2 separate regions of the Homo sapiens genome follow, and region 2 is linked to region 1. A link is a contact called in ENCODE Hi-C data. All regions are on one chromosome and are shown on one strand. Each heading gives the region's core, a stretch centred on a gene start or an enhancer-like site at or near the end of the contact. The rest is flanking DNA. Distances are from core to core; before and after follow the strand shown.

The links. A loop is a pair of places that touch in the nucleus more often than their neighbours do. Pooled maps may share reads with other maps.
Region 2: a loop to region 1 is called in a map of heart right ventricle, with 2.5 times the contacts of the local background. The contact joins the enhancer-like site here to the promoter of LINC01746 in region 1. A Hi-C loop is called at or near these places in 2 of 168 maps with a recorded cell type or tissue (heart right ventricle and left cardiac atrium) and 1 of 50 pooled maps.

What each region holds. Positions count from the first base shown.
Region 1 is chr20:37,569,273-37,572,699 of GRCh38, forward strand. LINC01746 (long intergenic non-protein coding RNA 1746) reads left to right here and starts at 1,828. Exons shown (of 4, transcript NR_184035.1): 1 at 1,828-2,026; 2 at 2,622-2,693.
Region 2 is chr20:37,772,508-37,775,934 of GRCh38, forward strand. The region is part of intron 7 of CTNNBL1 (catenin beta like 1); the gene reads left to right. Among named protein-coding and RNA genes, the nearest start is that of CTNNBL1, 80 kb to the left of the region's middle. Within about 2 kb of position 1,809, at least 2 of the 41 ENCODE cell types and tissues checked have a DNase peak (open chromatin) inside an H3K27ac peak, as active enhancers do.

The sequences.
Region 1 (3,427 bases), core at 578-3,077:
TTTAAATACACATATTTTACTCTGCCATAGCTCCTAAACTCACACCAAACACTTTTGATCATCTGCTCCACTGAAAACGCAGGGATTTTTTCCTTTCCTTTCCTTTCCTTTCTTTTTCCTTTTCTTTTTGAGATAAGGTCTCCTGTCACCCAGGCTGGATTGCAGCAATGCAATCACGGCTCATTACAGTCTCAACTTCCCGGGCTCAGGTGATCCTCCCACCTCAGCCTCCCTAGTAGCTGGGACCACAGGTGAATGCCACCATGCCCGGCAAATTTTTGTATTTTTTGTAGAGATGGGGTTTTGCCATGTTGCCCAAGCTGTTCTCGATCTCCTGGGCTAAAGTGATCTGCCTGCCTTGGCCTCCCAAGGTGCTAGACTTACAGGTGTGAGCCACCATGCCTGGCTGGATTTGCTTCGTCCCTGGAGGAAAAGCTGACTGAGCTGGACTCACTGACAGCTGAATGGTTTCCAGCATGGAATGTCTCTACAGGATTTGCAAGGGAAATTTTGTCTTTTTTAAAAATTATTTTTTCATTATTCTGGGTACACAATAGGTGTAATATATTTACGGGGTACATGTGATGTTTTGATGCAGGCATACAATGTGTAATAATCACATCAGGGTTATTGAGGTATCTGTCACCTCAACCATTTATTATTTCTTTGTGTAAGGAATATTCCGTTTCTACTTTTTTAGTTATTTTAAAATATACGATAAATTATTTTTGACTATAGTCTTCCTAGTGTGCTACTAGATCTTATTTGAGACAGAGTCCCTCTCTGTCGCCCAGGCTGGAGTGCAGTGGTGCGATCTTGGCTCACTGCAACCTCTGCCTCCCAGGTTCAAGCAATTCTCCTGCCTTAGCTTCCCGTTATTTCTTCTATCTATGTTTTTGTACCCATTAACCAACTTCACTTCCCCTGCCTCCCTGCAACCCTTCCCAGCCTCTGGTAACTGTCACTCTTCTCTCTGTCTCTGTAAGTTCAATTGTTTTCATTTTTAGCTCCCATAAATGAGTGAGAACATGCAAAGTTTGTCTTTCTGTGCCTGGCTTATTTCACTTAACATAATGTCGTTCAGTTCTATCCATGTTGTTGCAAATGACAGGATTTTATTCTTTCTTTATGGCAGAATAATATTCCTTTGCATATATGTACTGGCAAGGGGCATTTTGACTACACCAGACTGGGATATTTGCTCACCCATTAACTCTAGAACCAAATCCCTGAATAAGATGTGACTTCCCTAATTGGGATGCTCCAATTCTAACAGCCAGGAGTCTTAAGGGTTCAGGATTCCAGAATCTAAAGTTTCTATAACTTGAAGATTCCGAAAGTCAATATTTCTAAGACTCTATAAGTCAAGAAATCTTTAAGAGGTAGTTCAAGATAAGACTTTCTATGGGGAATGTATGTTAGGGGTGGAAGTGCTAAGGAATAAATGTGAAACTTTTTTGCTTTTTTTCAATGTGTGAACCACCTACCCATAGAAAATAAATCTATAAAAAGATCATCTGCAAAAGCAAAGTGATTTCACTTAACTTAGAAAAATACAAAATATTTTCTCTGTTAAAAGGACTGAAGCTCAGGTGGGAGTTTGATAAAGGGATGGAGTCTGCTGCATGCTAGTAAACCACCTCTCCAAAGAATGCTGGGGTCTGTAGCATTTGCCAGTTTTCATGGTGTAAATACTTCCACTGCAATCGATTTCAAGTTGCCAGCAGTTTAACAATTGGTTCTCAAAGTTCCCGAAAATCTAACAATCGCCCTTTTATGACCTAGCAAAAGCTGGCTGGCCAGGCTTCTGCAATAGAACCTGGAAGAGTCAGAGGGGTTGTGGCTTTGAGGACAATTGTTCAAGTGAGAAGAGGGCTGTGCAGATCTCAAGATGACATCGGGATCCTGATGTGAAGTTTTCCTGCTTCTGGAGGAGGGAAGCAGAGGGCTGTTTTGCCTCCTCTGGGCCAGGGATGCATGGAATGGCAGAGGTGGGGGCTCCCAGCTATGGTGACTGGGAGGGCAGGTAAGTGATGGGACTGATTAGGAAGAGCCGCAACTGTCCCTTCACCCGGCCCATCCTTCAGTGGAGGTGGACATTCGCCTATTTCCTCACACTTTTTTTTTTTTTTTTTTTGACAGAATCTCGCTCTGTCACCCAGGCTGGAGTGCAGTGGTGTGATCACGACTCACTGCAACCTCCACCTCCCGGGTTCACACAATTCTCCAGCCTCAGCCTCCCGAGTCACTGGGATTACAGGTGTGTGCCACTGCACCTGGCTAATTTTTGTATTTCTTTAATAGAGACGGGTTTCACCATGTTGGCCAGGCTGGTCTGGAATTCCTGACCTCAGGTGATCCATCTGCCTTGGCCTCCCAAAGTGCTGGGATTACAGGCTTGAGCCATCACACCCGGCCCCCTCACGCAGTGATTCCATGAAAATTTATGCAGAGCAGAGATCATGATGCTCATTTTGCTGATGAGAAAATTAAGACCCAGACAGGAAAAGGTATTTGTTTCCAGTCACATAGTTGCCAGGAAATAAAATGATAGTAGCTCAAATAGATTGAGCATTTACTCTGAGCCAGATCTATGCTAAATAGCTTGACTTGTTGCTTAGGTCGGGGTCCCTGGAAGCAGATCCTGAGACAAAGTCCCCTGTGCAAGAGATTTATTTCAAAGGTGTGCCCAGGTAAGGGGGAGAGGGGCTGCAGAACAGGGAAGGGGAGGAAGCCAGGCAAGGGTGTGAGTTCAGACCATGTCCTAGCCTCAGCCTAATGGGGTGTGGGTCTGGAGCACCCCAGAATTTGTCCCAGCTGGAAGCAAAAGATCCGGGCTTTCATACTCCTCTGTTAGTCATTGGCTGGGGGCCATTCTTGGGACACGTTGACTCCCAGGCCCCCAGGTCAAGCCTCCGAATAAGGATTTCTTTCTTTTCTTTTTCTTTCTTTCTTTCTTTCTTTCTTTCTTTCTTTCTTTCTTTCTTTCTTTCTTTCTTTCTTTCTTCTTTCTTTCTTTCTTTCTTTTTCTCTCTCTTTCTTTCTCTCTTTCTTCTCTCTCTCTCCTTCTTTCCTGTCTCTCTCTCTCTCCCTTCCTTCCTTCCCCTTTCTTTCTTTCTTTCTTTCTTTCTTTCTTTCTTTCTTTCTCTCTCTCTCTCTCTCTCTTTTTCTTTCTTTTTTTTTTTTGACACAGTTTCACTCTGTCACCCAGGTTGGAGTGCAGTGGTGCAATCTCAGCTCACTGCAACCTCTGCCTCCCAGGTTCAAGTGATTCTCCTGCCTCAGCCTCCCGAGTAGCTGGGATTACAGGTGCACGCCACCACACCCTGCTAATTTTTGTATTACTAATAGAGATGGGGTTTCACTATATTGGCCAGGCTGGTCTCGAACTCCTGACCTCAAGTGATCCACCCGTCTCGGCCTCCCA
Region 2 (3,427 bases), core at 559-3,058, 200 kb after region 1:
CCGGCTAATTTTTTGTATTTTTAGTAGAGATGGGGTTTCACCGTATTAGCCAGGATGGTATCGATCTCCTGACCTTGTGATCCGCCCGCCTTGGCCTCCCAAAGTGCTGGGATTACAGGTGTAAGCCACTGCGCCCGGCCCAGTCTGAGTTTTAATAAGCCCTCAAGATGATTCTGATGTAAGCTGAAGTCTGAGAACCAAGGTTCTAGAGTAATTATGTCTAGATTGCTTGATAAAACCTTACGATTTGACTGATCATCTCATATTTATTCAGTAATCCTTGAGTGATTCTTAAGTGAGTGGCACACTGGTGACAGCATTCTAGTGTTGGATTTCTCCTTTTTGTACTGGTAGCCTAGCAGTATATAGAGATATTCATGGATCTCTTCATCCAACAAATCAACCCCCACTAATTTATTCTTATGAGGATAAAAACCACTGCAGATGATTGCATTAAATGGATTAACAGGTAAGTAGATAACAGTAGTGTGAGAGATGCTGCATCACAATTAATGTTTTTAATGGGGAATACAAGCTTATTAAGATATTACGTACTATTGAAAATAACAGCAAAACCAAGTATAAGATTCCCTCTTGTTACCCAGTTAAATCAATGCTTCAGAAACAGTTGCAGCGTTCAGTTAAGTTATATTACATGTACAACTGGTTGATGCTAAAGTTCTTAGCCTCTATGACCAGAGGTTGGGATTTTGTAGGGCACAATCTGCTTTGACAATTGTACAGAGCTGTAGATATGTCTGAACCTGCCCCATGTGTTCCAGGTAGCAGAGGTGAGCTACAGATATAACCTGCAGCTTCTGGCTGTGAGTGGTAGCATAATTGTTTTGTACTTTCCAGAAAAGCAGCAGCTCCCAAAAAGGTGAAGTGTAATTTTATTCAAGGCTAGTACATGCTGAGTACAAACCTATGCATGACTCTATAATTACTCTGACAGCTGAAAGATTTAAGAGAGCCAGGCTCCTGGATAGAAGAGAGCCCTACAAGTTCCAAGTCCCGCTGATTAACTTTGCAAAATCCAAGAGACTATACCTGCTAAGTAAAATCTCCTTTCTCCTGATTTTGAATAAATGTCTTTGAAATTTGGCAGTTTGGTATTGTGCAATCTCTGGCTGGGATTTAAACAGAAATAAAATATGCTTTGTAAGTGTTGTCTTTGGCTAGACATGAAAGATTACTTTCCTTTCTTCCCACCTGGCCTAATTTCTTCTATTTCTTTTCTACCAGATTAAAACATTTGGTTGTCATCATCATCATCATCACCACTAAGTTTTCATCATCTGATATGAGTTTCATGTATTGACTGCTCACTACATGCTAAAGTGTTTTTCTAGAACCTTCTTCTTTCTTTCCTGTCTTTTTCTTCTTTTTCTTTCTTTCTCTCTTTTTTTTTTTTTTTTTTTTTTTGAGGCAGGGTCTCATGCTGTTGGCCAGGCCAGAGTGTTGGTGCCATCACTACTCACTGCAGCCTTAACCTCCCAGGCTCAAGTGATTTTCCAACCTCAGCCTCCCAAGTAGCTGGGACTTCAGGTGCACACCACCACACCCAGCTAATGTTTGTAGTTTTTTGTAGAGATGAGGTCTCACTATGTTGCCCAGGCTGGTCTTGAACTCCTGGGGTCAAGTGATCCTCCCGCCTCAGCTTCCCAAAGTGCTGGGAGTACAGGTGTGAGCCACTGCGCCTGGCCACATACATTATTTCTAATCCTCACAAACAGCCCTGCCAAGAGGGTGCAGCTATCCCCAATTTACAGATAAAGAAATCCCAGAGAGAGAGGAAATGGTGTTGCCCAAACCACATGGGAACCACGTGAGAGAGCCTGTGAGCATTGGGCCTTGGCATCTTTGAAGCCACCTCCTCTTGCCAAGCTGCTTCTCAGCTGGCACTGCTTTTAGGTTCTGAAGCATTGCAGAGCTCAGCGTTGGGGAGTTATCGGGCCTCATCATTTTGGTTTCCTGATTAGATTCTTCCTTCATGCCAATTTCTCAGTCAGAACTTATATTTTAATTTAAAAATGATGAAGTTATCAGTCTGGTTTTTAAAAACTTACTTTGGTTAAATTGGAAACTCTTAGTAGTGTCTTACAGCAAAAGGTGGAGATTTCCTGTGGAACCAAGAATTCTCAGTAGCAAGAAACTCAGCTGGTCGGTGCCTGTTATGTATACACCAGTTCCCTTAGTACAGCCACTTCATGAGGAAGATATTAATTTGGCCAGTCTCATAGCTGGTAACTGTTAGAGCTCAGATTCTAATGCAGATATTTCTGGTTATGGTTGTCAGAAAAACTTGTGGTACCTACTGTGTGTTAGGTACTTTCATATTATGTTTTTAAATTCTCATAGTAACTCTCCAAATAAGTGGGATTTTTTTTCTATTTCTTTTTTCTTTTTTTCATGTCAGTGCCCTTAATCAAAAAAGTGCTATTTTTTATTTTCATTTTACAGATGAGGAAACTGAGACTGAGAATGTTTCTTGGGTCATAGATTCCCATTGTCAGCTTACAGCATTCTTAGTGTCTCAGTAATTCTGTTTTTACAGCACCGCTATGCCAAAAAGTACCTAATAGTCTCATTTATTAAGTAGTTATGTCCAAACCATTTAATATATATTTATGTCCTTACAATTTATTAGCCATTTGAGAAGATAATACACACAAATTGAAAGAAAAAATATTTTTATTTCATTCTTAAATATCATAGTTACTTCCTAATGGTATGTGTGCCTTTTGGTACTGCTCAAATCCTTAAACCTTAGGATCAGATTGAACGCTACGACCATCATTCTGATTTCACATCGATTTTCACAGTTATTTTTGTCAGAGCAGCTATCCAAACGCAGCTCCACAAAGATATGATGTCACCAGAAGAAATGTAACTTGAGCTCCTGGTTAATGCAGTGTTCAACAGATGTCACATTTCACTGTGTTCTCCTTGAAAATTTAACATATCCTGTGGTGAATTAAATATGACACCCCAGTTGCCACAGCGCAAAGTTGGAGAACTGCAGATTTGAGTCAACCTTAGGTGTGTCTAATGCCAGATCTGTGTTTTATTTTCCTTTTTTAAAATTTGATATTTCTACAAAATTAATTTTAATTCAGTGTAAGGTTTTTAAATGCCACAACAGTGGACAGAGTTCAGATCTAAGTTACCCCTGTTTGTTCTCTTGCTTAATTCTGTGTCTTCCCTATAGCAGGTGCCTAATAAGTATTTATTGAAAGGAAGAAAAACTCCCCCCAACTTGAAAACAGGAGCTTACAAAATTGAATAAAGGACAAGAGGCATTAGATCCACAGAAAGGCCATGGCTCTAGTGACCTACTGTCTTTTGGCTTCTTTCAGTTAAGTGTCTTGTTTTAAACAAGAACCATGGCCCTTGCAATGCTAATGTATAAGTTGGTGTGGCTTAA